Regions from separate parts of the Homo sapiens genome. Here region 2 is linked to region 1. The links are chromatin loops, found by intact Hi-C in ENCODE. Cell type or tissue: psoas muscle. All regions are shown on one strand. Links, peaks and the distances in the headings refer to the core of each region. The heading gives the core; the rest is flanking DNA.

What was found. Peaks named below come from ENCODE experiments on the same cell type or tissue, not always from the same donor. Only the 100,000 strongest peaks of a DNase experiment are listed, where the experiment ranks them.
Region 2: a loop joins it to region 1, with 4 times the contacts of the local background. A loop is called at or near these places in 2 of 110 quality-filtered maps.

The regions. Positions count from the first base shown.
Region 1 is chr18:74,929,498-74,945,197 of GRCh38, reverse strand. All of the region lies in intron 8 of ZNF407 (zinc finger protein 407), which reads right to left. LOC124904323 (a long non-coding RNA gene) reads left to right here and starts at 8,586. Exons shown (of 3, transcript XR_007066414.1): 1 at 8,586-8,659. RefSeq lists enhancers at 14,902-15,700, 15,466-15,700. In psoas muscle, for the core only: no CTCF peak of the experiment used is centred there; no DNase peak of the experiment used is centred there.
Region 2 is chr18:74,979,118-74,994,817 of GRCh38, reverse strand. All of the region lies in intron 8 of ZNF407 (zinc finger protein 407), which reads right to left. Among named protein-coding and RNA genes, the nearest start is that of PTGR3, 220 kb to the left of the region's middle. RefSeq lists an enhancer at 1-71. In psoas muscle, for the core only: no CTCF peak of the experiment used is centred there; no DNase peak of the experiment used is centred there.

The DNA of each region.
Region 1 (15,700 bases), core at 2,973-10,972:
AGTTTTAGTTTTGATTCACACTTACAAGTCCAGGGTCTTAAAGATAAGGCAACAGGTTTTGATACACTTCTACCCGGGTTAAAAAAGTAATTCATAAACTGTCTTATCTCACCTGTTAACTACTGGAAATAGGCAACTAATACAAACTGTGGGTATATTCAGGCAAGCAAATGCATACGAGTCGTCGCTGGCTGTTATGGGTAAACCAAGGAGTACATTTCTGTCAGGGAAATACAGGTGGAAATCAACAACAACAAAAAAATGCACACTCCTCACTTCTATCCCCAGTCTGCAACCAGAGAATGAATGCATGATTCTGGGCCCTGAGGTTTTTTGTTTGCAGATACTTGAATAGTGACGTGGCACTCAAACTGCTTCTTTGGAACTCCTTTAAAAGTAAACAGAGGCTTCCCCCCTTCTCTGCTAATTATATAGTTTGTTTATAAAGATGCAAGCTCTTTATTGTTCATAATCTCAGCTATCACTTGCTTGGGCATCTATTCGGATCAACAGCATAGAGTTAAGTGGAAGAAAAAGCTAAATGTGATTGCTGTCTGCAAAGCAAGGATGAATTTTTAGATTTTAAGTGCTGTTCTTATGTTTCATATTAAAATACTGAATTCAAGTCACAGGTTCAGAGTCACTGCACATTTAGGGCTTTTTGTATTTAGTTAAACATCTGTCATTTAAAAAAATCTAGAATACTGGCATAGGTTAGAATAAAATCTAGTGTGCATCCTGCAATTCTACAGATTCCATTGCTGGTGGCCATACATCTTTGATGGCAAAACTACACTGGTTGTAGCACCATAAAAATCAATAAATATTAACCTTTTCTGACACTTTGTGCATGGATACTTTATCAATTGCTGTCAGGTAATAGAACAGTCAGTGATGAACTATACTTCTCAGCTAAGGAATCCAAGACAAATTATAAATCGGTGTAAATTAACAGACTTTTTAAATTAAAAAAATTAGTAACAGATTTTATTTCCTGTAAGAACATAAAAGCTAGTAAGCTTACTTACATTTTGAGTAGGTGCCTTTGGTGGGATGTAAATATCAAGCAGCACTTTAATCAAAAGAACTAAACACTAAACACATTTCTACAGGCGCCTCGTATAATTAGATGGATTATATATAATCCACTTTTGAACTTCAGGTGACATGCTAACTAAGAAGGGGGGAAATATTACTTCCTAACACCCTAGTTTATTTCTGGTAGCAATCCACATTCTTTTGGATGAGATACAGGTAATATCTAGCATAATTTGTAGAAATTCGAAGGGGAAAACTGTTCAGTAGAACGAGAGTGTCACTTTATGCTGGGAAACTTTCCATATAGTCACTGTAATAGTGACTCTTCAACACTAATCCCACGCTATCCTCAGGGTCCCAATTATTGGGCTCGCGGTCCATGAGGTACATACTGTACACAGCAAGAGAACAGACTGTAGGTTTGGAACTACGACAACCGACACACTAAGGGCTTCATTCTAGTTACTTCACGGGAAATAGTCCATGACTTCGTTCTTCCAACATTAGTTTTTAGCTTTGCAGCTGTGACAAAATTTCACCAAACAGTCTAACGTATTGATCAACTAATAATGTAAATTCAAAACTAAACTCTTAATATCTTAAGTCTGGTAATTTAAATAGCAAAGTCTATCGCTATTTGCATTCTCTTTTCAGTATATGCATTTCTACGCCTTATGGGTGACAAACAAACTGTGTTTTCATGGTCCAGTTCCCTTCAAAAATACTGTGAAATTTCAATAGGGCAGCAATTCAGACAAATAACTCATCCTTCAGATGGAAAATAAATGCTTCACACATAAAGTAACAGCTGTAAGAAAGAGAACTGCAATGTGCTAAAATCACTATTAACGTAATATCAGCCTAAGAAGAATCAGAATTCTCAGGAAAATAAAAATGTATTAGTTATATCTCTCTGGGCTGTAAATTTAAAAAATGGATTTTTTGGCTGGGCATGGTGGCTCACACCTGTAATCTCAGCACTTTGGGAGGCCAAGGCAGGTGGATAGCAAGGTCAGGAGATCGAGACCATCCTGGCTAATGTGGTGAGACCCCGTCTCTACTAAAAGTACAAAAAAATCAGCTAGGCATGGTGGCATGTGCCTGTAGCCCCAGTTACCTGGAAGGCTGAAGCAGGAGAATGCTTGAACCCAGGAGGCAGAGGTTGCAGTGAGCCAATATTGTCCCACTGCACTGCAGCCTGGGCGACAGAGTGAGACTCCCATCTCAAACAAAAAAAAAAAGATAAAATAAAAAATAAATAAATAAAACAAAATAATACGGATATTGCAATATGATCTAACACTTTTTCATTCCTCGAAAAGAAGTGGATTCTCATAAGATGCTGGAGATGAGAAACACATGCATATCAGCCAAGTACGTTACTGAGTATCTGGTCCCCACTGAGGCTTTGTGGGTGAAAGCATGACTGCCAGACAAGCATGGAGAGGAAGCGCCCCAGATGGGCACCAAGGCAGACAGACTCAGGGCTCCAGCCGCCCCGTGGACCAGCAGGTCCCTATAAAAACATACTGGAGGCCCAGGCACCAACTGCCTTATAAAAAGCACGTTTCTGAAATGACTAACATCTTTAAAATGTTAAACTTCAGGTCAGAAAGATTAAAAAGATTTCTTACAAACCGGTCAAAGTAGGGAAAGTCTTGGGTTTCTGTTCTCCAGTCATGCTTGATTCGCATCAAGACTGGGTTTCCTGTTTAGCTCTCTGATCCCAAGCTATGCTGGGGTAGGTACTTTCCCAGCCTTTCCTCCATGTTTGGCATCAATCTTTAGCTCAGATAGAAAACAAACAGAAGAAATATAAAATCTTGCCAGATCATCCAAGATAAAGAAGACCTCCTATAGCCAAGGCTGATGATCTTCACTTTTCTCTGATAACGAGCACCTGTGAGACTGCAGCGCACTTCACAGCTTCAAAAGCCACTTTCCCTGCTGCAGGGGAGATTCGTGCAAAAAAGTTTCTGGTGGACATAAGAATCACAAGCTCCTTTCCTCTAGTTTATATTAATAATACCTTAGAAATGCATGGCACTAAATGGTTTGCAAAGAACTTTCACACATGATCTAATTTAATGAGGGCATGGCAGTTAATCCAGCCATCAGATCCACACCACAGCGATCTTCAACCCAACACATGGAGCATCCAAATCTGGAAATGAAGATCATCTATTTTTAGTCTAACCGATTTTATTCTAACACAATCCTGCCATCCTGCAGAAGTCTCTGAGAATATGGAGAATCTGCATATGAGGTGGGAAATAACTCGAGCCCTGGAATACCTTTGTCAACTCTTATATGAAGGAATAAAACAATCCTCAACGAATAACATCATCACCGTTGTTGCGAAAGTTTTTCCTTTATTTTGGAGACTTCAGCCTCAAAGCTAAGTATCCTAGCCTACGAAAGCATTTTTCTGTAGCTCTATATTGGCACCAATAGGCACAGGAAAGAAACGAAGGGGGACCCAGCAACTCCATTTGCTACTTGAGAAAGGAATAACATACATGCTTAACCCATGTAATACCATTCTCAGCAACTCTGATTTATTACAACCCTATTTATACTTGAAATGCTATATTCAAATATTTGCTTAGCAACCCATTATAGTACATTATGTGTTGTGTATGTGTTTTTGCTTTTTGCTCTATGCCTGGAATATCATGATCCCTCAATTAATGAACCATCGGTGAGAAAACCTACTACAAGCTGGAGCTACATGAAAGCAGGTTCCTGTGGAGCAAATGTGCCCACCCAGTATGCCCCTCCTGCAGCATGGCCCAAACAGCCAAGGGAGAGTGAGCAAGAGGCCAGAGAGCACAAGAAAAGGGTGGTGACATGCACATGCTACACCGACTTCAGACACCCTCAAATAACAGGGCAAGAAATCCAGCATCTGGATCAGCAGGCCATGAGAGATCAGTGAAAGTCCTTTGTTATTGCTAAGTACATTACAGAAACCACTGGATGTCAGTTTTGTGGCAATGGGAAGAAGCTGCTCCAACAGGAAAGTCTTGAGTCAAGCAGTCACAAGAGAATAAGAGGGATGGCAGCAGGGCAAGGCAAGGACGGGCCCGGTTCCGCCACTGGGATTCACTTAGGGCACTCACCCCACCCTTCCACATCTTTGTTAGGTCACCCCGAGCTAACAAAGGGGATGTCTGTGTAAGCGTCTAGAAAGAAAGTTCATTTTATGTGCATTGTTCTACCACCCCAATTATAGAACAAACAACCAAAGAAAACTGAGCAGTACACCCAAGAACTATGAGCTCCCCCTCCACACCCTGCCCACCTACAGGGTTCCGTAGCGTGACCTGGGGTTGGCTCAGGGGGCTGAGGTGAATAAAGGATCCAGGTAAGTGAGGGAGCGACGCTTCACCAAGCTGTGCGCCGCAGACAGGAGCAGAGAGGCTTCCTTCATTTTCTCTACAACAGCCCCGCAAAGTAGGATTTATGACTTCAGTGTTTTTAAGGAAACAGAGGCATAGGAAAGTTAAACATTTTATCAAGGCACAAAGCTAGAGAGTGACACAAATCTTACCATGTCGCTTCTCTGCTACAACCTTCACTGGTTTCCCCTTCTTCTTGGTTCAAAATCCTCAACATACCTTTCAAGTCTGGCCCCTATTAGCCCTGAGCGCATCAGCTTCCTCTGGTGTCTCCCTCCCTCTAGCTGCACAGAACCCTGGTTCCTGGGCCCAGCTTCCTCCCCAGATAATACTAATGGCCAGCAAAGTCCTCCTGGGCCAGCCCCACCCCAGTGCCCAGACAAGTCCTTCAGGTCTCAGCTGCACGCCCCTTCCCTGGGCAGGGGCAGGCGTTTCCATGCCCTCAGTGCCCCCGCAAAGCTCCTATTCTGTTATGTTTGATCCTAAGTGACTTTGGCCTCAAGTAGGTGTCATCTCATGCTCTACTGGTGGCTCCCATACAATGTCTGCCTCTCTGGCTACAACAAGCTCCACAATGACTGCAATCACATATGTTCTGTCCATAAGTTGATCCCTACATGGAGCAAGTCAACCTACTTGTTTCTTCTAATCCTCGGAATCTTTCATAAAAGTTGATTACTTAATGGGCAGGTAATATTTGAAAGGTACTGTGGCAGAGACTTCATATGTAACTTAATAAGCTAATTCTCATGAAATCCATGACCAAGAAAGGTTTTTGTATCCATTTTCTACCTAAAAAAGCTAAAACTGAGACATGGTGTGTAAGCTTCCCAAGATCACACAGCAAGAAAGTGTCAGAATTGGTTCAAAATTGGGTTTATCTCATCATAAGACAAGTGTTTTTTCTGCCACACCATGCTAACAATCTCAATATCTTAACTGGAAAAGAGCAGGTCTTTAATTTCTATCAGTGAGGTCTTGAGAATAGTTTTAACAGCATTTGTTATTCTCTCTTTTGATTACAAAAAGCAACACACTGTAGATGATATAGAAAAGCTTGCACTTAATATGTTGAGAGTTCCAATTTTCCTCCATAGGCTTCATCAATGGGTACCGTCAACCTTTTAGATTTCTGTCGATTGATAAAAAGGGGCATCTCACTGTTTTGATGTAGTGACAACTAATGAGGTTAAGCATTTTTGCATATACTTTTGGTAATCTGCATTTTAAATTGCCTATTCAGATCCGTCTTTTAAAAAATCAAAGGAGGTTTCTATACATAAGGAATACATATTAATCCTGTTATCTGTCTTACATGTTATAAATTTTTACATTTCACTTCTGATCTCAAATTATTGCATTGCTGAATATATTCATATATAAAAATTTGTTATCTCATGTTTTGTTTCTAAACAGAAAACACAGTGATTATCTGTCAATATATAAAGACTTCACTAAAATAATGATCAATTTTCTTGTATTTCAGGTGTAATATTTCAATATTTCTATTCTTGAGATTTCCGAATACAAAACAAAGTAAGAGTAAAGTGGAATGTAAATGTCTAGAGGATATTGTAGGTATGCATGTTTAGATAAAGGAATACATATTACAAGCAATAGAAATCATGCCCTAAAATTATAAATATATGTGATCAAAAAATCCGCCTTTAGAATTTAAGATACTTTATTACCCTCTCTTTCTGAATCAAAAAGGTCGCCTCACACCTTAGATTATGTCTTACCCTGCAATGTCAACTCTATCTCTATGCTCTTAATGACTGTTTTCTCTTCTTGAGCTTTTATAACCTAACCAAGGACAAGAGAGTGAGCTGTCTGTCTTCAGTGGGGTGACTGCTACCTATCCCTATTTGCTTCCTGCAAACACAGGCAAGTTCCTTTGTGAACAGATCATTTTCTAGAGGTCATTCAGACCATAATTTCAGGCCCTAGCCACTATCCTGATGGTCCTTCTTAGAAAATTGGACCCAGTGGGAACGTTTTCTCCCTCTGCTTTAGTCTATGGGTCAGCATTTTCCTTCCCTTGTAGTTCTTAATTCCCTTAAGTGGCAATTATTTAAGACACACTTAGAGAAGGTGCAATCTACATTCATCCAATAAAACCTAAATATTAAAAAGGACAGAAAAATTCAGCATGGTTACTAAGGATAAATGGGACAGCATTTAACATTTGAAAGGTACCAACGAAGTGGTACACGAGTAAATGGATAAAATTTTAAAAAATGGTTGGAGGTAAAAAAAAAATTAAGACGATCTAAAAGGGTACACTATGTGTCAAAGAGACAGAGCGTCTTAATTACAAAAGGTTAATATCACAGTCAGAGTCAAGAAATAGGTGGAAAGATCACTCTAATAAATACTACCTGGAAATTCACCCAAAGGCAGCAGATACAGAAAGTCTACATTGTAGATTTTTCACCAGTATATGACGAAAATTTGGTTACTATAACGGCCCTAAATACAGAGGTAACCAATTCGTGCTCAGAGCATGATGCTGGGGATAAGATCACCCTAATATGTGGAAAGACATATCAAGACAATTATGATGACTATATGGACAAAAGAAGGTCATAAATAAGGTCAAATGTTCTAAAAGAAGCCAAAGGAGCAATGTAAGAATTCTGAATTTTATGGGGCCCGCTCATAAGCATAATGCGCTGGGATTGGTAAAAAAGAGGTCATGAATTAAAATGACAATCTATTCATGAAACACAACTGCAGAAGTCCTGAATATGAGCATTATGCAGATAATAATAATATCACATGTGAGCCATGGGTATTGTGGAAGACAGAGCATTTCCAGGTCTACCAAGTATAATCTCACCACCTTTTCCCATGGTATATATTTAGGAGCAGAAAAATATCTGTGAAATTTTAATGATTGATTCAAATATGGTTACATAATTAAATTTTTTAAAACTTAATGTTCAGAATTTGGTCTTTGATCTAATTGATCCCCTGCCTGGTGATCAAAAAATTGTATTTTGCTAAGCAAATCCAACATGTGATATGTATAAAATATGGTAGACATATTTAAAACTTCTTGGTTTAAAGTGAGTTTTCATACATAAAACTGAATTCATTCCATTAGAACCACTTTTAAGGTTTTAACTCTCACAATTATGAAAGGTCTCATCCCTACAATAAATCCCTTATTCTGTATCACTCAAAGTGGTTCTGCTTCTGTGGTCGAACCCTGACTGATAAAACTTTTGGGATGGTGACATTTAATCCAAGCAGCACATATAACACTGTCAATTATCTAGCATAAAACAGTAGCATAATAGTGGTTATACAGAAACCACAGGCTGGCTTCAAACTCTAGTGCTAGTCTTTAAAGTTTCAGTCAGTTATTTTACCTCATTTTTTCTACCATACCATTAAATTAAAACTAATAGTAGCATGAGATTGTTCTGAAAATTAAATGATACTCTTAAAAACAGCCTCATATCTGGCAAATAGTGATTGCTTGTATAAAATAGTTGTTACCATGTATGATATGGTCAATTATCTAGAATAAAATGGAATTGACTCAATGCTACTTTCTAGAGCTTGCCCAGGCTCTAGAGAACAGAAGCCATATGGCTGTGGAAGAAATTTCCAGATGCTCTATACAGGTCATTTGCTCAGGGGTGCTTTCCTAAAGCACCTTTCACTTTTCTTTATCAACCTTATATCATGGGAGCAAAATGTCCAAAATTTGTTTGGTGATAATCCAGCATGTATAAACACAAGATTAGTTATAACTTCTCAAATGAATTAATTTCTAGTCTCATCAGAACTTTTCAACTGTGTTTTACAACACTATAAATTTCACAAAGTCAAAGAAGTTTCTAAAACCTCTCTCACCAAAAAGTTTGAGAATTATTAATTCAGCTTTTCAATGATGATTCAGAAATCATCGGCAGATAAAAATGCTTTTCATTAATTATTTGGAAATATTAAAGAAAGTTCATATGACCATATTTCTGAAATGGGATGGTATCTTCCTGTTCTGATTTATCAGTGCAAATCCTACACAACTGGAATTAACTGTATCCCAACTGTCTAGAATTCTTTCGGTATAGGTTTTAAACAGAGGTTCATACAGAGTCAAAGATCCTACCTGCGGCTGGCTTAGCAAGAGAAGGAACTAGCCATACACCTGAGTTCCCCTTACGGAGTCTTCTGTTTTCTCAGGAGGTGGGCACAGCTGGGTGGTGGTAAGTCTGCGACTTCATCATGTGGAAGCCTGGGACTCACTGAGAGGGATGTGGAGAGTAAGCCTAAATGCGCAGGGGCAGAGTCTCACTAAACAAACACTCAGATAAAACGTCTGCATAAACTAACATGTCAGATTTGGGGTCTATATCAAACCCTTTAGGCCAAACATTCCATTTTGTCTGCACTATGAGGATAAAATACTGTATCCTACACTTTGAGTGAAAATGACTATGCATATTAATGTAACAGGCGAATATCTTGACATCTTAATGCCTAGAAGATAAACACACCCAAACTGATCCTGCCATAAATAATAAAAATAGATAGCTCTGGATTTCAATTGTCCTTTTCAATGTAAAAAAGATATTTAAAAATTTAATATGTTCAAACTGAGCATCAAATATCTTTAAAATGTCTTCGTAACATACTTCCTTAGAAGCAGATAGAGAAATTGGAGTGAAAAGTAAAAGAAAATATATTAAGTGCCATCACAGAATTATATCTAAAACCAAAATTACTTCTTTGATTGAGTTCTGGATCATGATCTAAAAGCACACATCACAAAAAGAAAAAACTTTTTTAAAAAATTACATACAGGGAGAAAAGGCCAGAAATATGGATGGAGATAATACATTAGGAAACCATTAAAAGACAACAAACAGAAACCTAAAGTATTATTCAGCCTCTTCTAAAGAGCCAGCTGTTGGATTATCTTCCTTTTTCAGCTTTTACTGTATGTGCCGCACAATTCAACTTCTGAGCTCCTCCCTGGTACACATTATTGCCTACAGTCTCTTCTGCCTGCTCGGTGCTTCCATCGATCTCCTCTTCTCACCTCTCTGATTATTCAAGTTTTACAAAACCAAGTACCCTCCCCCTTGCCTTCATGCAATTCAGATTAATCATCCGTGTTTACAAGTTACATGAGCTGCGGCCACATTGCCACCCCGTAGCACACACTATTTCCAACACTCCTTTAAATGGCAAGAGCACTTCCAAGCTGAAAGAATTGATTACAATTAAATGTGCATGAGGGGGATTCTATCTGGTCCCCGATTTCAGCAAGAAGCTTGCTTTGTCTGAACAACAAGGTTAATCTAAAAAAGCCTAATCCTGTCGGTGGTTTATTTGTAAAACACCAAGAAGTACCACATTTCAGTGTTGACCAGATGCTCTAAGAAAATGTCAATAGACTCAATAAATACTTAGTTACCAACATAAAGAATGTCAAACTATGGGACTGAGATACCTGATAAATGAGAAGAGTTATGAGTTTGGTGTGTTTTAAAATAATAAAGCTTTAGATGAAGTCAACTTCTAATACTACCAAATAGTATATTAAAATTGCAAGAGAACTATCTGAGCATTTTCATGTCTGTCATTTTGTACTAATGGATTCTTTAAAACAGTCTATTTATTACAAATAGTCATTTCTAATCAAGAGAATTGGGTACATAAACATGAATATGCAAGTTGTGCCAAGAATCGAGGTCACATATGTTAATATAAAATGTAACTTGGGATACTCTTGTCACTCAAGAGCAGCATCTACTGGCATAATTAAAATGAATATAAATGACATAGAGTAATTTCAGTTATATATTTTACTAACTAAATACTCATAGAGTACTTAATAAGTGGCAGGCACTATTTTAAGTACTTTGCAAATATTGGCTTATTTAATCATTCCAAGACATTTATCACAAAAAGCAATTAATTTTTGTTTGTTTTTGAGACCGAGTCTCGCTCTGTCGCCCAGGCTGGAGTGCAGTGGCATGATCTCGGCTCACTGCAACCTCCACCTCCCGGGTTCAAGTGATTCTTCTGCCTCACCCTCCCGAATAGCTGGTATTACAGGCACGCGCCACCATGTCCGGCTAATTTTTGTATTTTTAGTAGAGACGGGGTTTTGCCATGTTGGCCATGATCTTGAACTCCTGACATCAGGTGATCCACCCGCCTTGGCCTCCCTAAGTGCTAGGATTATAGGCGTGAGCCACCATGCCCAGCTAAAAGTGATTAATTGACAAAAACCTTACTCCAAGATGCAAAAGGATTTATTTAGCTTGCGATGTTGTTTCCATTTAAGACAGCAAAGTTCAAATCTATTCCTGGCCAACATCTGGAAGGAAACTGGTATTATAATTCATATTAACTTAATGAAACCAGACAAGGAATGTGGAGAAAATCCTAAAACATAGTTCCCCAATAAAAGTACTCTCTCAATGAGAAAAAAAATAAAATTTATATTCCATACAATAGTGATTAAATTCATCTATACTACCCTTGAAAGAATCTTGCCTTTTCCTTCACAAACACGAAACCATTTATGCTAGGCTTTTATTTTAGGCATGCACTAAAATTATAATTTTTCACAAGACGAAAGAATGACTTCCTGTCAATCACACTGACATGCTACTCAACAAACGACACTAAGAGCAATGACAAGAGTGAACAAGTCTGTGCAGCTTTTTAGAAGCATCTAGACCAGCCATCAAAAATGCTATTTTATCTAGTTGGGGCCTACAGTATATTCTGCTGCAGTAAAAGCTATTAGGGGATTTAAGTGATTACGAGGATAAATTTTTACCTATTAAAATAATGCATCAAAGTGTTTTTAATCTTAGGAAAAATTAAAAAAAGAAAACAAGGAAGTGTAAACATGTCTGTAAGTTCAAATATTTTACTTCACATTTTGCCTCATTAAATGGATATATTTCAAACACTGACTAGAACATATCATATAACATATGTTTAGTCCATTAAATTTCAGAAGGTCAAGCCATTTAGTATAATTTTTGTATTCACTCTTCCCCACTTCCACTTTTCCCATCCCAATCAAATCTCTGCCCTGAACGGCACTTCACCAACCAAGAGATGTATTTAATATCTTCTAAAATGGGTAAGTGTGGAAGACAGAAAAAATAGGGGTACCAAATTATTTTTGTATTTGTAATTTTTAAAAATTGTGGTAAACCATACATAAAAGTTACCATCCTAATCAGTTTTATGTGGACATTTCAGCAGTGTTAATTAAGTACCATCACACTGCTGCACAACCAGTCTCTACAACTCTTTCATCTTACAACACCTTAACTTTGCCTGGTCACACAACTCCCCATTTTCCCTCCCTGCAGCTCCCGGCACCCAACATTCTACCTTCTATCTCTTTGACTTCGACTACTCTAGGCACATCATCTGTAAGTGGAATTATAATGCAATTATACTTATCAATGTAAGCCATCTTGTGTGACTGGCTTGTTTAACTTAACATATTCTCAAGGTTCATCCATGTAATAGCATGTGCCAGATTTTCCTTCCTTTTTAAGGCTGAGTAATGCTCCACTGTATAATATATAACAAACTTTGTTGATCCATTCTTCTGTTGATGGACATTTGGGTTTCTTCCACTTTTTCACTATTAATAGTGCTGCTATGAACATGGGTGTACAAACACCTGTTTGAGACCTTGCCTTCAATGATTTGGGATATCTATCCCAAAGTGGAACTGCTGGATAATACGGTAATTCTACGTTTCATTCTTGGAGGAGCTGCCATTCCGCTTCCACAGCAGCTGCACTATTGTACATTCGCTTCAGCAGCGCATAAGGGTTCCAACTTCTCTGCATCCTTGTCAGCACTCGCAATTTTCTATTTTTCTGACAGGAGGCATCTGAATAGGTATGAGGTGGTAGTCGTAGGTTTTTTTTATTAAAGCATATTTCTTAGCTAATGAGAAAAATATAGTGAATGCAAAATACTAAATTGGTGAGTATTATTTACCACCAGATAAGGTGGTAGCCAGAATCACATCATACACAAAAAGTGAACACATTTTCTTATTTGATAACTTAAAGAATTGAAGAATAATAATTTTACTAGGCATTACATTCTGGATGTAAATATGCAGATCTCATTTTATTTACACATAAGTTTTTTTTGAATGATTGGTTATAACAAATATCAGGCTAAGTCAAAAGTCATTCAGGACATAGAAGAGCCAGTGACAAGCCAAACACATTTGTGATGAGTTTAAATTACGTCTCAGATGAGGGAGAAGATGGACACACGAAGCTGAGGGGAAATGCACATATCCAACTGTGGCATTTTAAGGATAAAATTTCAAACCCATGCATGCTTAATTTCAGAAACTGCTAGGGTAGCAGAGTAAACAAACTGACCCAGAGAAATGCTGCTAACTTACTTTCAACAAAAGAACAAAGGCAATTTAATGAAGGAAGGACAGTGTTTTCAATAAATACTGCTGAAAAAAATGAGACATCTATATGCAAAATAAAGAACTTTGACTTACACCTTATATGTTATACAAAATATGACTCAAAGTGGATCACAGAACTAAATGTAAAGTGTAATAAAAGCATAAAGCTTCTAGAAGAAAATATATAAATTATTCTTTGTAACTCAAGTTAGGCAACTAGCTTTTAGAAGATATTGTATCAAAAGCTCAGAGCATAAAGGAAAAAACTAATAAACTGGACCTTATGAATACTATGACTTTTCTGTATGAAACACACTGTTAAGAGGCGGAAAAAAAGACATGTCTCAGACTAGGAGAAAATATTTGCAAATCATATTTCAGAGGTCTCAGGTCAAAAATATAAAATAAAAATGATCTCAAAAATCAACCTAATGAAAAAAGGGGAAAAATATTGTATTTCAAAAGACACTTCATCAAAGAAAATATACAGATGTCAAATAATCATGAATTGATGCTCAACATCATTAGTGATCAGTTAAATACAAATTAAAACCACACGATGAGTTCCTGGTGAGTACGTGGAGTGACGGGAACTCACACATTGCTGGCGGGAACATACTATGCACAGACAGTTTGAAAAATAGTTCAACAGTTTTTTTTTTAGACAGTTAAATATACCATATAATCCAGGCATCTCGTTTCTAGGTATATACCCAAGGAAATGAGATCTTATATTCACAGAATCTTATATGTGAATGTTTAAAGCCTCTCTATTAATAATTGCCAAAAAGAATAAAAACCCTAGCTGTGGAATTTCACTGTGGTTTTTATTTGCATTTTCCTAACAGTAATGGTGTTGAGCATATTTTCCATGGCTTGCCGGTCATTTGTGTATCGTCTTTGGGGGAAATGGTTATTTTGATCATTTGTCCATTTTTAAAATAGGTTATTTGCCTTGCTCTTGTTGAGTGACAGAGTGCTTTATGTATATTCTGGATACAAGTCCCTTACCAGATAGATTTGCAAAATATTTTCTCTCATTTTATAAGTTTTTCTTTCATCTTTTTGATGGTGCCCTTTGAAGCACAAAATTTTTAATTTTGATAAAATTCAACTTATGTTTTCCTTTTGTTATTTGTTCTTTCGGAGTAACATCCAAGAAACAATTGCCTAATTCAAGGTCATAAAGCTTTATCTGTACGTTCCTTTTGAAGGGTTTTTACAGTTTTATTTCTTATATTTAGGTCTTAGATAATGTATGTTCTAGATAGAGAGATAGAGAAAAACATCTATATTCACAGGAATGCAGGATTTAGTATACATACCTACACTTCCTTGTTTATCTGCTGCGAAGGCCTAGAAGCAGAGGTACACAGAAGCAATGAGTCCACACAGTGTATATATCTTGGCTTATAACTACCATTCTCCAGCCAAAGGAACCAGGTCTCCTTAAGGTAGTGATTCATTTCTGGACCATGGCAAGGAAAACACAAGATGAACCCACAGAACACTGTGGTGCCTGAAAAGTAAAGAGATGTCTCTAAAAGGATGGGGGTGCACACAGGGCACAGGAGCTGACTGGAAAGAGGGGGCAGTGGTTAAGGCAGGAGTGCTTTCAGTAAGAAAATAAGCCACAATGGTATTGGATTATAAACCTCAGGATAAAATACCTCCACAATGATAAAAAGAAATAGAATGAAGAACTGGGAAAGAAGGAACCAACTACCATTCCTTACAGAATAATTCCAATTATTAAACGTAGAAGAAATGCAGGAAAGAAAAAAAACACCATTTAAACATCACAGACCTTATTCAGGCAGGATAAACTAATGGATGTCAAAATTATTGGGCAAATGACTGGGGAGAAATAGGCTATTTTCGTGGTCTGAAAGGCTCTCTCCAAGATGTGTACTGATTAAAAAGGTAAAACCAGGAAGCTGCCACTGGAGGATTCTGAAGATCCCACCTCACTCCATGGGCCAGGCGGACGTCCTCAGTCACCAGGTGCTCCAGGCACAGCACACATTTCTTCTGGTATTTTCTTAAATGACTTCAATTAAATCATGAGTAAACATCACACTATTCCAAATTAAGAGACATTCTACAAAATAACAAATCCATGTTCCTTAAGAGTGCCAAGGTACTGAAAATCTGTCCTGGACTGGAGAAGACCAAGAAGACATGGCAACTAAAAGGAATGTTGGTTCCTGGGCTGAATTCTGGGAATGAAGGAGGATGTGAGTGGAAAAATGATAAACTCTGAATACGAGAATACAGCATAGAAAATGGCAACGTATTAATGCTAAATTCTCAGGCTTTCGTAAGTAGTATGGTTATGTTTGATGTTAACATTTGGGAAAGTTGGGTGAAGGATATATGGAACTCTCTGTACTATTTCTGCAAACTTTTCTGTAAGTTTAAAATCATTTAAGATAAAAACTTGCGAAATAGTAATTTTCCTCACTGCAAATAGAAATAAATGAAATTGCAAAGAGTAATAATGTGCATTACTTCATATTCTGAACTACATTTCAAAGCTAATGAAACAATGTATCTAAATTTCCCTGATAATTTGAAAGACTTGTCATGCTATTCTTTAGTAAACGGCTTCAGCTGGAACAGTAACTTGTTCTGCAGTAGTAGCAACACGAGTGGGCAACATGATCTTTGTTTCCTCATCTAAAACTGCTGTTTAGGTGGGGGTCAAAATATGTGTGTGAGGGTGTGCAAATTTTTAAAATATGTAAGTTATATTGAATTAGTTGATAAAAAGTCTATATAAAAGTAAAAACCACATCAATTACCTGATAAAATCATACCG
Region 2 (15,700 bases), core at 3,639-11,638, 49 kb before region 1:
CTGTGCTGTGGCCGCTCACTGCCCACGAGTGCCCTCCCCGGCCCTTTCCATCATCTATTCTTCCTGTCGCTGGGTCCTGAGTGCCGCTGCCGTCTTTTGCATATGGTTTCCTGGTCATAGGACACGTGTCCAAAGTGAACTGCACTGTAATACTCCCTACCGTTTGAGAATCTAAACATGAGCCCTGCTCTCTGCACAGATGGACACACACCAGCAGGGACAGTCCACATTCAGGGTCGAACTGCCTCCCCTTCTGCCACTGGCCTCCTTCCTGACTGTTTGCTTTAAACAAGGATGCAGACTTTCCAGACACAATTTCTCTGGAAATGTTCATTTTCATCACTTCTGTGGCTCTTCCCAGTTATTTCCTCACAGGAAATTTGCATGCTTTTCAGCAAACAGCCCTTTGACACAACCTGGATCTTGATCTTATTTTTTGTAACTTTTTAAGCGGAAATAATGTCAAATTTACAAGTTGCAAGGATGGCACAAAGAACTACTCTCTTATACTTTTATCTCATTGTAAATGTTTTACAGCATTTATCTACTCTTTCTATATATACACATTTTTTTTTTATGAGCCATTTGGGAGTAAGCTGAAGAACTGATGCTCTTTTACTCATGAATACTTGTGAGCTTCCTATGAACAAGGACCTTCTCTTACACAGCCACAGAACAATGCACAAAACTGTGGGATTTAAAAATGATACACTAATATTCTCCAATCTACAGACCTTATTCTAATTTCATTAGATGTTCCAACAATGTGGTTTATAGCAAAACAGATAAAAGAAGAAGAAATTCTGGCGCAGGGTCCAAACCGGACCACAGCATTATGTGGCGTGTCTGTGAATCTCCTTTATTCTGGAATAGTGCACCAGTCTTTGTCTCTCACACTTCAGTCACTTATTAAAATACACGCCAGTCATTTAGAAGAATGTTCCTAAATGAGAGCTTACCTGATTCAAATTGTTTTTCTGCATCTTAAATTACAAAGTATTTTTCCATATCCTATACCCAAAGGAGTGTTCACCATTTGAACCATTTAAAGCCCAGCCCTAAATACAGTTTTCTGACGAGCTTTCCTTAGATTAGGGAACACTGTTAACTATTACTTAATCGCTGCGTATTTTTTTGTTTCTTAACAGTTTAGCTTCAAACATTTTTTAAAACCAACCTTACTGAAGTGTAATTTATAGTCAGTTAATTGGATACACTTCTAAGTGTATAGCTCAATGAGTTTTGACACATCTACTCACCCTTGTAACCACCACCACAAATAAGATATAGAATAATTTCATTACCCTCAGAATTTTCCTGAGGTCCCCTGTCCCAGCCCCAGGAAAACACAGCTCTGGCTTACAACCCTATGGATGAGAACTGCCTGTTGCGGCTCGGGAAATGAGTGGAACTGCAGAGTGCACTCTTCTGTGTCTGCGCTTTTGCTTAGCACACTTTTGAGACTCATCCATAATGTAGTGCATCCATAGTGCCTTCATTTTTATTGCTAATACTCCATGTTACGGATGAATTGTCCATTCATCTGCTGTTGATGGGCACTAGAGTTATTTTTAGCTTTTGACTATAAATAGCTATTATAAACATATAGAACTATCATAAATATTCATATATAAATCTTTGCATGAATATATGCTTTTTGCTTTTATCCCTTTTGGGTAAATTCCTAGGAGTGGAATCGTTGGGTCATATGGTAAGTAAGTATATGTTTAGTTTTACAGGAAATGGCTAAACTGTTTTCCAAATTGGCTGTACCATTTTTACAGTACTACCAGCAATGCCCAACAATTCCAGATGCTCCTCCATGTCCTCACTAATGTTTGGCATTCTTAAGTCTTTTTAATTTCAGTCATCTTAGTGGGTGTGCAGTGGCATGTTATTATAGTTTTAATTTTCACGTTCCTAAAAACTGGCGATGATTAGCATCATTTCATGTGCTTTTTGGCTGCTTAAATATCTTCTTTTGCTTATTTTTTGTTTGAATCTTTGTCTTCTTAAAATTGAAGTGAGAATGTTCACTCTTTTGTGCCCATCCCAAAAATCACTGTGAGACTTCTATGCAAAGGGCCTTGTCACAGTTTTCTGCAAACAACAACACTTGCCTTATTGCAAATAAACAAACTCCAACTGTCCCAGGGGAGACCCCTCACTGTAGTTTTCTCTTCGACAGAAGTCTGAAGGTCCACCTTCCGTGACGCTCACAGCCCTTCTTGATGTCATCCAGCTCTTATCCACGAATCCTCAGCTCACCATGGAAATGCGGATTTCCCCACCTTCAATCTGCCCCATCACACCAGTGATGTTTCAGTTCACTTTGCACTGGTTCTTCTTTCCACCCAGAACACTCTTGTGCCAGGCGGACCCACAACGAGTTCTCTAATTACCTTCAACTCCTTGCTCCTATGTCTCCATCCCAACAAGGCCTACCCAGACCTTCCAATCGACTATGGTAACTGCCTGTCTCCTCCCCACCCAGGGCCATCTCCAGAACTCCCAACCCCCACTATTTTTCTCCACTGTCTTTTCTTTATAGTACTTTATCTTTTAAAAAGGAATGTAATTATTTACTATGCCTTTTGTTCAGTGTCTGTCTCTTTCTGCTAGAATAAATACTCCAGAAGGCCAAGACTCCTCGTTTTGCTCATGAATGTATCGTGGGCACTCAGAACAGCAGCTGGCTTCAGCCTGGATACATCTTCATCCCTCCCCTATGCTACTGCTCTAAGATGCATGACCTCAGTTCTCACTGGCTGTGGCAGTTCCATTGTGAGGAGTGGGGAAGTCCTAAAACCCTGATATCCTTTCAGCTTTCCTGGTGCCATGCGAAGCTGGAGAGTTCAAATTTATACAAGGTTCATGCTAAAAAGTAAGCTTTGGACCTACAAGGTTCATGTAGAAAAGTAAGTTTTGGACCTATTATTTTCTCTCAAAACTGTTTGAGAAGGCTAACTAGAAGCAAGGAATACTCCTGAAGGGACTTGGCTGAACATTAGTTTTCAAATGCTGAGTCTGGGATACATCTGAGAGTTTAAGTGGGTGAACTAGATTAAGTGATGTAGTGATGGCCACAAGTGAAGAATCAGTGGGCTCAGAAATGTTAGAGAAATCTGAACATAGAACTCAACCTATTTCATAATATATATGGAAAGCCCATTAAGGTAAGAATAAATTTTAGGAAATGTTAAGAATAACCATGTTTAAATTTAGTGACCAATACCGAATAGGTATTGATTTTAAAGAAGAATATATATGTATATGCTATAATGCTAGCAGCCCATTTTAAATAGAAAAATTGCCACACAAGACTTGCCTTCTCTTCATTGTAAAAGAGATGACTCATCTTAGAAAGAAAATGGCCTAATTGCTATTAGATTTACAATTCTCAAAATTTTATTGGTGCCACAACATTTAAAATATATAGTTCTAGAAATCAAAGATATACAGAAGGTAAAAGCTACTGAAAACCACAGCAGTTTCATCTTGCAAGGCACTGCTGTTAAACATAACCCAAATCGAAGTGTGTGCACACAAACAGCTATGTGAAGCTTCTACAGGAGTCCCTTCTACTACCCTCAGATTTTGGTTTCCAGGTTTTATCTGCGTGCTATCAGCTTTTTAGTTTCATAAGTTATAACTTTCTCATGACTTGCTTGAATTGTTATAAGCAGGTAATTAAATAAACTAGAAAAAAACCTAACTGAAAATTCAATGTGCAAGTAAGCTGAACTAGCACATCAGACAATGGTTTCATATGCTAATGCCCCTGGGTGTATGCCAGTTTTTTCCTCTGAACTTCTCCGATTTCATCCATCTTTGTTGAATGGCAGCTCAGCACCCCCTTCACCTACACTCAGCCACAAACATATCTGGGCCATCTGTGTCTTGAAGACAAGGGAGGACATATCAGCACTTCCCCTTCCCCACGAGTTCAGCTGACATTCTTTAGTAAAATACACAAAAGAACAGATTGCAGTTCATCCATAGGGCAATTTCACATTTCGCAAAGCTGTATGGTGCACAAATCCCACCCATATACATCAGAGGTCGTCTGAAGACTGGATGCCAAAGTCAAGAGTTGAGTGTGAGGTTTTGTTTTGCTTCTGTAAGAAGAGTTAATGTGGCATTTATGAAAGCTCACAGTTTCCCAAAAATCACTTCTGCAAAAATAAGTTCAAAAGGAACTCAGCTACACTTAGCATTTTACATTGTGTATGAATCATCTGTGAAGTTATAAAAACTTTGGTTGAAATTTTCAGGAAACCCTGTCAATTCTTTGACTTTTGAAAGAGATTTCTGTTGTCATATACAGTTTCAAATTGTTTAATAGCATGCAGAAATAGAACAGAATCAGAAGAGTGTCAAAGTGAATCAAATCCAGAAATTTAAGGGAAAAAAAGATAAAATTCAGACAAAATTTACTTTAATGACCACAATTTTGCTGTAGCATTTTAGATTCCTTTGGCTATTGTCCAACTTAACCAAAGCCAGTCACAGTAAACTTGGTTGAGCTAGGGTAAGTTACTAAGTACTCCATTTGTTGATGGGTATCAGATTCGCAGAAGGAACTAATTGACATCTGCACAGAGCGTTTAATTTTTCTATGCTTAATATTCTATTACCCCGAGTACCTGAAGTTTCACTGATGTTTACTGCCTTTCCCCCACTTCTGCAATTATCCTTAAAAATACATCAATAATGTGTCATAGAAATCTCCAATAATTTTTCTAAAGATAATACTTTTGAATTTGGTAAAGAATGATGTTTAAAAATTTTAGGCAGCACAGGACATGTACAAGCTGCTGAATATTAGATGTTTGATTTTCAGAGAATATCATTTTCATAATTCATGGATTTAACATATAAGATGGTAAATGAAAAGTATATAAATAATTATCACAGAAAAGCATCAAAATTTCATTTTTTTATGATTAGGAAATAGAATTTTTTTTTTTTTTTTGAGACAGAGTTTCGCTCTGTCGCCCAGGCTGGAGTACAGTCGTGGGATCTTGGCTCACTGCAACCTCCACCTCCTGGGTTCAAGCGATTCTCCTGCCTTGGCCTCCTGAGTAGCTGGGATTACAGGTGCCCACCACCATGCCCGGCTAATTTTTTGTGTTTTTAGTAGAGATGGGGTCTCGCCATGTTGGCCAGGTTGGTGTCGAACTCCTTACCTCAGGTGATCTGCCTGCCTCAGCCTCCCAAAATGCTGGGATTACAGGTGTGAGCCACCGCCCCCAGCCAAGAAATGTAATTCCAATATCTAAAATGCTAAGTTCATAGAATCTTCGAAAGGAAGTAGGATAATTCTTGGCATGTGCCCTTTCTCGCTTAAATGCTCTATGAGGTCTGTGTGATATACAATAAACAGTGCCCATGTAGCTTGCACATTGTGCTGAGTTTTGACAAATCTATACAGCCCTGTGGTTACACCACCACAATCAAGATAATGTACATATCCTGGACACCAAAATGTTCCTCAGTGTCCTCCTGTAGTCAGTAACCTCCCACATCCTGTCAATCAAATATCTGCTTTCTGTCCCTAGAGATCTGTCTTTTCCAGAGCTTCATAAATTGAATCGTAGAGTAGTATTTGCTTGGGTCTCACTTCTTTCTCTCAGGATAACATTGCTGAGGCGCATCCATGTTGTTAGTTCAGGCCTTTTTCTTACTAAATAGTATTCCATTGACCATAACTTGTTTATTTACTTATCTTTTGATAGACATTTGAGTTGTTTCTAACTTTCGATTACTTGAACAAAGTTGCCATGAGCATTCATGGATAAGGTTTCAGGTGGATGCATCTTTTCATTTATTTTGGTTAAAAACCTAGGAGTCGGATGGCTAGGTTATATAGTGGATAGGTGTATGTTTAATTTTATAAGAACTTATCAAACTGTTTTGTAAAGTGGCTGTACCATTTCACACTCTCCCCAGCGATGTCTGAAAATTCTAGATGACTACATCCTCACTAACATTTGGTATAGGTTGTCTTTTGATTGTTAGCTATTTTGATGGGTATGTAGTGGCATCTCCTCGTGGCTTTAATTGTATTGTCCTGAAGGGTGGTGACATTGAACACCATCTCATCTACTTACTGGCCACTTGCACATTGTCTTCTGCTATTTTTTTTGTTTGTTTATTTATTTTTTTTATTATTATTATACTTCAAGTTTTAGGGTTACAGAATTGAACAATGCTATTTTTCTTAGTTGGGTTTTTGTCTTATTTTTGAGTGGTGATTTGTTCTTTAAGTACTCTAGAATCAAGAACTAGGCCAGATATATATAAAAATATATAAAAACTATTTTATATCTATCTATATATATATATCTTTTCTCTTTATTTTCTTAACAGTATCTTTTGAAGAGCAAAAGCTTTCAACTTTGATGGTTCAATTTATCAGTTCTTTTTCTTTCACCATTTGTGCTTTTTACATCCTATCCAAGAAATCTCTGAATATCTCAAAGTCAGAAAAATTTTCTCCTATGTTTTGTTCCAAAAGGTTTAGAAGTTTAACTTTCATATTTAGGCTTTTGATCCATTTTGAGGCAATTTTTTGAATGGTGTAAGGGTTAAGGTTCATTTTTTTATATGGATATATAATATTTCAGAACCGTTAATTAAAAAGATCATTCCTTCCTCCTTGGCATCTTGTTGAAAATCAACTGACCACACGCTTGTGTGGGTCTATTTGTGGCCTTCCGACTATGTTTCTTGCATCCATATGTCTTCATTATTGTATCTTTAGAGTAGGTATTGGAATCCAGTATGCATGTCTTCCAAGTTTGTTTTCTTTTCCAAAACTGTTTTGATTATTACAGGTTCTTTGCATTCCCACACACATTTTAGAAGCAGCTCATCAATTTCTACCAAAAGCCTCCTAGGATTTGGCTGGGATTGTGTTGAATCTATAGATCAATGTGGGGATACCTGACATTTAACAACACTGAGTCCTCCCATCTATAAATGTGGAATCTCTACTATCTTGGTCTTCTTTAACTCCTCTAAGCGGTGTTTTGTAGTTTTTATTGTACAGGTCTTGAATATATTTTAAAAAATGTATCCCTAAGTATTTGAACATTATTCTAATCCAGTTTTTTTTTTCTAGTTTTGCTTTAAAATTTAATTTCCTTGGCTGTATTTTTCTAACTTTTAATTAGGCCACAGGCACACAAGACAGGCAGCTTCACTAACCCCTCAGAGTTCACATCATATTCTCCTCTCTTCAAGAATTTTATTTGTCACTGAAAGGAGACATTCTCTTATTGCTTAAACAGAGCCCGATCAATAGAGAAGCCTGTGATGCTTCCTGCTAAGGTGGCTCTTTTCTCAACACACATTCTTGTTGGAGGAGATGAACACGGACACCACACGTGAGCTCACCGTTCCTCGCGTACAATCTTACTGGGTTTGGTAATACAGTAAGACCTATAATAATAATTGCACCATTCTCTACATATTGCTGTAATAAATTTCACAGACACTGATGATGTTATCGTCTATCAAAGGAGCTATAAAATCAATGTGATCTTAACAACTTTGGACTTATCTATGTATGGATTAAAAGCTTGAAAAAAATTCCCCGGTACTGACACAACGACACGCCTCTAAGCAGCATGAACTTTCCAGTGCTCAATGCACTTCGGAGTATGCCATTTCTAACACACGCGATGTGTATCAGCTAATGTATTTTGTCTGTTCCTGAAACACTTATATGATGTTTAGTCAAAATGTCTGGTGTTGGGGTTGCCCATCGAGAATAAAAAATATTTTTAAAAAGCTCAAAAATACCTTTACATGAAGGATACTAGTCCTAATATTTTAAACAAATACTAGACACAATATCCTATATGAACATACATTAACATGTTAAAGAATGTATAAGAAAGATAAACATAATACATTTTAAAAAATCTCCCCCTTTTTCTTAGAAATAATATAACTAAGAGAAAAAATAGAAGAATAAACAGGATTTTTGTCTGGAATATACAGGATACGGCATATTCTTCATTCACATACTCATCGAAAAGTGTGTGTGCGTTTGTGTGTGTTTTTCAATCCATATTTTTAAGAACTAAGGACAATCTGAATTTACTTCCAGCTATCTACATTTATTGTAACATAATATGATTGCATGTTTCCTCTGAGAGGGAAAAAATTGGAGATGTTTTCGAAACCACACTGTAGTTGTTAAATAAAAGCTTAAAGTGAAACTGAGAGAGAGAATGCCAAGTATAAAATGGATGACATTCATGGATGGGGGCTACTATTCAATGGCTGAAATGGTTAGACTTTCTTGAATTTTCATATAATACACTAGTAATTTGTAAACTCATGTGGTCCGAGAAACAGTATTAGCTAAATGGCTTCTTTGGAGTATTTAAATTTTATTTTGGTGACAATTCTTAATTTAACAGTAGTGCCATTTCACTATAATATGTCAAAATACTTCCTTTGGTAACAGAGTACATGACGTAGTTAAAGTTTTCTGGCAGTGCATCTAGCATCCTAAAGTATGTTAACTATTCCCACCGAGAGCTCACATTTATTCCTATTTCACAGTAAGTTGTCAAACGTCAGCAGAAAAATCAACACTAGACTGCATTTGTATTTATTAGTTTGTATGCCGAAGTCTGTCTTATGGTGAAACTGCTGTGTGCTGTGAGGGGCAGTGGATGTGTCTGCATACAATGAGTGCCAATGCTGAGGACACACAGTGACATGGAGATGGCAAAAATGCTGTATGTTCACACAGGATGCTGCAGTACACACACTGCTTTCATATTCCATCCTCATAAGTATTCTATGAGCCAGTCAACAAGAAATTATTTTCATTTTACAAAGATTATAACTGAAGTTCAATCAGGGAAACATATCAGTCCATAGTCTGGTGGCAGGGCTAGACTAGAACTCTGATGTTGGCAGTCACAATTCCATACGCTCTGCCTGGAAAAAGTGTGGTCTAAGGTTAGGAAGGCCACGGGGTCCATTTGCTTCCTTCCTGTTTCACTGTCAAGCAATGACAGTTTTTTGTACTACCCTGGCTGTTCAATGGCCCAAAGCAACAGGCAGAGTTGGGCCCCACGTGTGGCTCCTGTCCCAGCAGTGAGTGGCAGCTCAGAACAGCGCCAGAAGGTCCCTTCTGCTCGATCCTCTCTAAAGGCCTCCAGAATGGAATGATTTAGAGCCACACATTTCTTTTTCTCTTAATTCCGAATTTTAACATCGGTTATTAGTTGGAAGACTGGCTTTCCTCCTTATTTTTGTTTGCTTTCCCTAAGGATAACACTAATTTAGGTGGTTGTAATAATTAGCCAGGAACTCAAAGATTAGTCTAAAGTTTGTTCTCATAGTTCCTATTAATAAACACTTAGTAGACTCCAGACTTTCCTCATGTCAACGACATCAACAAAAAGAAGTTGAATTAATATGATATAGGAAACACTGTAACTCTAAAATAACTAATTCTCTGTATTGAATGATCAGCAATATTTATTCACCTTTTCATGTTTTATTTTTCTTCCTACACAGGAACATATTAATGTATAAAGGGTATTTTAAGGAGGTAAAAATTACCAGAGTAGTGAACAAAGTTAAAGCTGAAACTGTTTAACAGGGTGATTCAAATAAAGAGGTAAAAATAATACCAACAAAATGTATAAAGAAAAGACTATTCTTTTATGAATATAGGATGCACTAATCAGAACTGTGCTCAAATATCGACAATGCATTCGGTCTTTGGGGTCACTAATGTATCACTGCATATATTATTAGAAAAGGTAATTTATATTGCTGAGAGCTAGCACACTACAAAATTCTAAAAATACTGTAATATATTTTTCAAATTTGGACTCAAGAGTTAAAAATAAATGAACAGATCTTCAAAAGGTAAACAATTTGACTCTACGCACATTCAGAATCAGAGCCAATGATCCTGAGTGGACTAGAGAAGTCCAGTTATGTGATACTTTGTTAATCACAAATGCAGGGCCAGCTCTTCACCATCTTTGATCCCTGGAAACTTTTTGGCAGAGTGGATCGTCTTTGCTTCAACAAATTTCCATTTTATAATTAATGGTGGCATTTCTGCCCAAACATAGCATTAAATAAATCTCAGAAACAATACGGGATTTTCTTAACCATCATTTAGTTTTTAGGTTTTGGGCACTATGGCACATAGTTGGTTATTAACATCCATTTATTGGATGTTGAGCAGGTAACACAAAGTTAAGAATGAACTGAAATCATGTTTTAAGACCTATAAAAGGTCATAACAACTTACATGCTGAACCTAAATGAACTCTAAACATAAACTACATACAATTTGATATGGAATTAAAAATTGGACATAAAACCAATATGTCATATATTGTAAACATAATAAAAATTAAACTTTTAACTTGCTGATCTTATTAAATTTTAGAATAGTTTTTGGCAGGAATGATTTGGATGGCCCAGGTACTTTTAAAAAAGATGTGATGACTTTTTTTTTCCTCTGGTAACTTCAGTTGCAGTGAGCAGCGGCAGGAACATTTGCAGCACTCACCTGAGGTATGTGAGGGGCAGCGCAGGCTTAGGCGAGGCTCGCTGGGAGTGGCTAACGACCTGGACAACGAGGTACACAGAGAAGAACCCTAGTCCGAGAGCTAGTTCTGTTAACTACTGGTTATAGAAATGTGGACAAATCCCTAGCCTTTCTAAAGTCAATTTGATTTTCTATAAAAGAAGAGAGATGGTTTTCCCTCCTCAGAGGGCTGTTATCAAGTAATATGACAGAAATTGTCTATGACCTGCCAAATACTATTACAACAGACTGATGTATAATTATTAAAAACATCTATACAAGAAGATCAAATGAGATAGACCTGCCAGTTCTTTCCCCTTCATCTTTGCTAACTCTCCAGTAGCTACAGGCTGAGCTGCTCGGTGCCAGGCTAACAGCAATGCCACCAGGAGCCATGACGGGTGTGGGACTCCTTTCTCCTCTTAGGCTCCACAGCCAGTGTGGCCTCTCTCTGTCACTAGCATGCTGAGGAAAAGACGGTGAGGTCACCATGGATGCTCCTGGCGTGTCCCAGTGCCTATCCTGCTTCTCCAAATTCAAAGCCACAACTCCTGTTCATTTTCCTTCTAATTGCTATGTTTGTAAAACTAAATAACTTAATTTTGTTTAGCTTTGGGCCTGGCAAATATTTCCTCTGTATAGAAGTCATATTCTTCATGACTACCCAAAGACCGACTGACTCATAAATCATTCAAAAAAGCAACAATACTAGCCACTAATTATGTGCTAGGGCCTTAGGAACTGAGCAAACAAACAGAAAAAAACTCACAGAATATCACGGTTGTTATACGCAAGTTTATCATGTGATTCTAGCACTTCCTATTTTCATTTGGGAAATTACAAAGTGAACACTTCTTTAGGAACAAACACTGCATGCTGTAGAATGGCTTACACAGCCTAAGATAACACCTGACTGTGCCTACCTTAATGGGGCCATACCCCCAAGTGAGAACACAATGGCAGGAAAAGGGACCTCTAGCAGCAAGCTCTGAATGAGGGGACCATAAAGCGTGAAACAGCAAAAGCCGGGTACTACTCAAATCGCAAAACTGATTTAAAAAAAAAATAGTGCAGTTTAAGGGAAGATGATGCAATCATGGAATTAGTTATTAAAACAATAGGAAAGTGTTTTCTGCCACACTTTGCTCCCTTTGATCCACATGGCATAACTAGTTGGCTTGGTTTTTGAAAAACATCATGTTCTTGGTTTATAAAAAGCTATTACAGTAGCAGCATTATTAGGAAAATTAAATGATGATAAAAGGAAAAAAATTTTTTTTCAGACAACTTTACACTTGGGAAGTAAGCCTTTCAGGAATAACAATGAACAGGGTTGATGAGTTTCTTTGGAAGAAAAGAAGTTCCAATTCATCAATTTTTTAAAAATGCTACTGAATAGAAATGACAAGACCTATCAGTGATAAAAGTTTCTTTTTTATTTTACATAATTTGGAACCACCAGAGACAGATTTAATTTGCCGTTTTAGAACAAAAATTCAATGTCTGCTTGTTAGATGCTACAATATTTTTATCTATCTACCTGCTGTGGGATGAAGAGAGGAAACAGAGGTGACGCTCCTAAGACAGTGACGAGAGGTTCCTCCCTTAACAGGCAACGCCCTGATTACTGGCCACTGGAGTATGAGTGATAGCTGCATCCCTGATGAGTAGCAAGGGAACTCAGTAATAAAGTCTGAGCTTTGTAAGTTTCCAATGATTGTGGTGAACTGAATGCAACTTTATCCAAATCAACAGTCACTGGAAAATGCTAATTACAGATTAACTCGGTAAGTATTCCATAATCGCCAATAATAATTATTGGATTTTCTTATTTTGAAGGAGGTAAGTTAATTTCATATAAAGCAAAGATTCAACAGTGGTGCTTTGAGAAAGAGACTATAGAATGTCTGGGTTTTACCAGTGGAGGTATTTTCAATAACGGGCTTTAAGGTTAGATTGTCTTCAATAGGACGCTGTGTAGAAAAGGTTAACACATCATAAAGGCAGGCAATTTCCAAACCTTTAAAGACACATGATGTTGAAAAGTTCGCAAAAGAAGGAAACCTTAGAGAATGCTAAAAAGTCCGCACATTTGTAGGCACATGTTTTCAATACTACTCCTAGATCACCTTTAACAATGGAGGTGTCCTGCTGTATTGGTAGCTCTCTGAAAACCAAGTACTCACCTTTCTCTTAGATAAATCTTGTGAAGAAGCCCATCATAAGCACTCAAATTATTGGCTGTGTGCTGAATTCCCATTTTAAGCCAACAGAAAAAGTGGAATATGGGAAAATGTGCTATTTCAGAGTTCAGTTACAAAGCCACTAAATCCTACAAGCCTCATACCAGCATTTGGGTAAGTTTCAATTTCATGTGGCATATATTTTAGAATAAATTTGTAGCATATGTTTATAGTTTTTATAGCTTAAAGCAAAGTAAAATTGTAACTGGAAAACAATCCACATTTGAAATGAAACCACCATGCTCAGGACTCTTCTCAGAGATCAACGCTTGGGTCTCCATGTGTGTGGCTTGGCTGGTCCACGCCGCGTCCTCCCCAGTCACATCCTGCGCTCCTCCAGGGCCGAGCGACAGTGCCCTCCGTAGGAAGCCTTTCGGGACCCCTCTAGCCTCATAGTCTCCCTCTCTGTTGAAGTAAGTACTTGAGAACATTTACCCTCTGTCACATGACTGAACATACTCTATGAACCTCATCATGTTCTTAGCCTTCCACAAAGTTACTTAATCTTGTCTGAACCAGGAACAGATCGTAAGCTTCTTGGAAGTCCAAATGCTCCATTACACTTTCCTTGGTGGCCCTCGGGTCTCGAGCAGAGTGATATTGAGTTATGAGCATTTGACAGAACCTGTCACTCAACTGAGGCCTGGAGCTGCGGCTTTCCAGGGACTCACTCCTAGACGCACTTTCCGGCTGCCCAGGGCACTGCGGACACCTGTGGCATGTAACCGCTGCCCGTGCCCCGCCTCACCCTGCACAGCACCCACTGACGGGGGTGCCTCTGCACTAGGTGGCTGTTCTGTGCCCTTGGGCGTTGAGTATCAAGACACTGTCCTGCAGCTGGACACTGTTACTACAGAGACAAGAGCCCCATGGACAGGAATGATGCTTCCCGGCATTAGTAACACTGCTTCTAGCTCTTAGACATTTCAGGGAATACTGGCTCCTGGAGGCGTCCTTACCCATTCTCTCACCTGACACCAAAATCTTGATGGTGCCAGGCAAGTAGCAACATTGATGTGATACCCTGAAATCACAAATGCCCAGAGGCCTTGATATCGTAGATGGCAAAAATACTCCAATCCCCAGTGTGTCTGGGGCTGAGAAGGCTGTCCGGGCTCCTCTCCAAGTGGCCGCAGCGGAGCCGGTGATGGCAGGACTGGTGCTCCCTTTCTTTCCTCTGCTGGGTTCCTGGCTTCCTTTCATGCAGGATTTTCTCAGCAAATGTCTCAAAATATTTGTGGGCAACATATTCTTATGTAAAAAAATCATGTCACTCATGCCTGCAAATGAATCTTCTTAGGTTGGAAACTATCATCCTCATAGAGAAAGGAGGATTTCTAATTCTTAGTAAAGAATTCTTAGTAGAGAATTAGAAATTCAACAATTGGCTGGGTGGGGTGGCTCACGCCTGTAATCTCAGCACTTTAGGAGGCCGAGGCGGGTGGATCACCTGAGAGGTCAGGAATTCGAGACCAGCCTCATCAAAATGGTGAAACCCTGTCTCTATTAAAATACAAAAAAATTAGCCGGGCGTGGTAGTGGGTGCCTGTATCCCAGCTACTCGGGAGGCTGAGGCAGGGGAATCCCTTGAACCTGGGAGGCTGATGTAGTGAGCTGAGGTCACGCCGTTGCACTCCAGCCTGGGCCACAAGAGCGAAACTCCGTCTCAAAAAACAAAAAGAAATTCAGCAATTAACACTGTGTCCAGTGACTCTTTAAAGAAAAAAAAAAAAAAAAGCATGGGGAAGGGGTTACAGAGATGTCAACTCGTCTTCCGTTTTGGAATTAGTTTTTATGTCATCGTTTACAAAGGATTTACTTATGTAGCATTTCGGATAATTTTAGTGTTAAAAACAGCCTTCTTTCAGAATAGAGGGAAACACATTTTTTTTTCCAACAGTGGAAGCAGCTTTTACGCAAGAACACGACCCTTTATTAAAATCTGTTATTTTAATAAAATATAATATTCGCAGTATTTCTCCCTTTGCGACCCCACGTGACAACTGGCAAACACCACAGATTACCTAAGTTAACACTTAGAGTTAAAACAATAATGATTGAACAAAATACATTAAAAACTACTGGATTCATCTTTCAGCTGGATTAGTGCTTTTTGTGAGGTCCCTCCAAAAATCCAAGTTTTTGAGAAAACTAGGAATAAACCATCACAGATACGTAAAGTGGTGTTTTTAAATAGATTATTTCATTAATAATAAATGGTCCTTTTATTTTATTTTATACTTCTCTGGCTACTATTAAGGTCGAACATTATTTCATGATGTATTTCAGTTCTTCATAAATCTTTCAATCATGTCCTTTTTCCATTTTTCCACTGCTATCTTAGAGTTCTCCTATGATTTTGATTTATATGAATTCATCATACATTAAAAATATAATTCTTAGCCAGGTGCGGTGGCTCACGCCTGTAATCCCAGCACTTTGGGAGGCCGAGGTGGGTGGATTACCTGAGGTCAGCAGTTCAAGAGCAGCCTGGCCAACATGGCGAAACCCCGTCTTTACTAAAAATACAAAAATTAGTCAGGCGTGGTGGTGCATGCCTGTAATCCCAGCTACTCAGGAGGCTGAGGTAGGAGAATTGCTCGAACCCGGGAGGCAGAGGTTGCAGTGAGCTGAGATTGCACCACTGCACTCCGACCTGGGCGACTATATATATATTTCTTGTAGATGTTTGTTCCAGATACCTAGTTTGTAGCTTAATTTTAAATGTTGATAACCGCACTTGAATGCCTGTACTCTGCCAAGCTCACAATGTATAAGGGCCACGAAGCTATTGCACCAAGTAGACTCTACAGAGGTGTGTAGGAAGCGGGTACAGGTTCTACTTCTTCCTTCCTTATCAGTTTCTCGGTCGTAC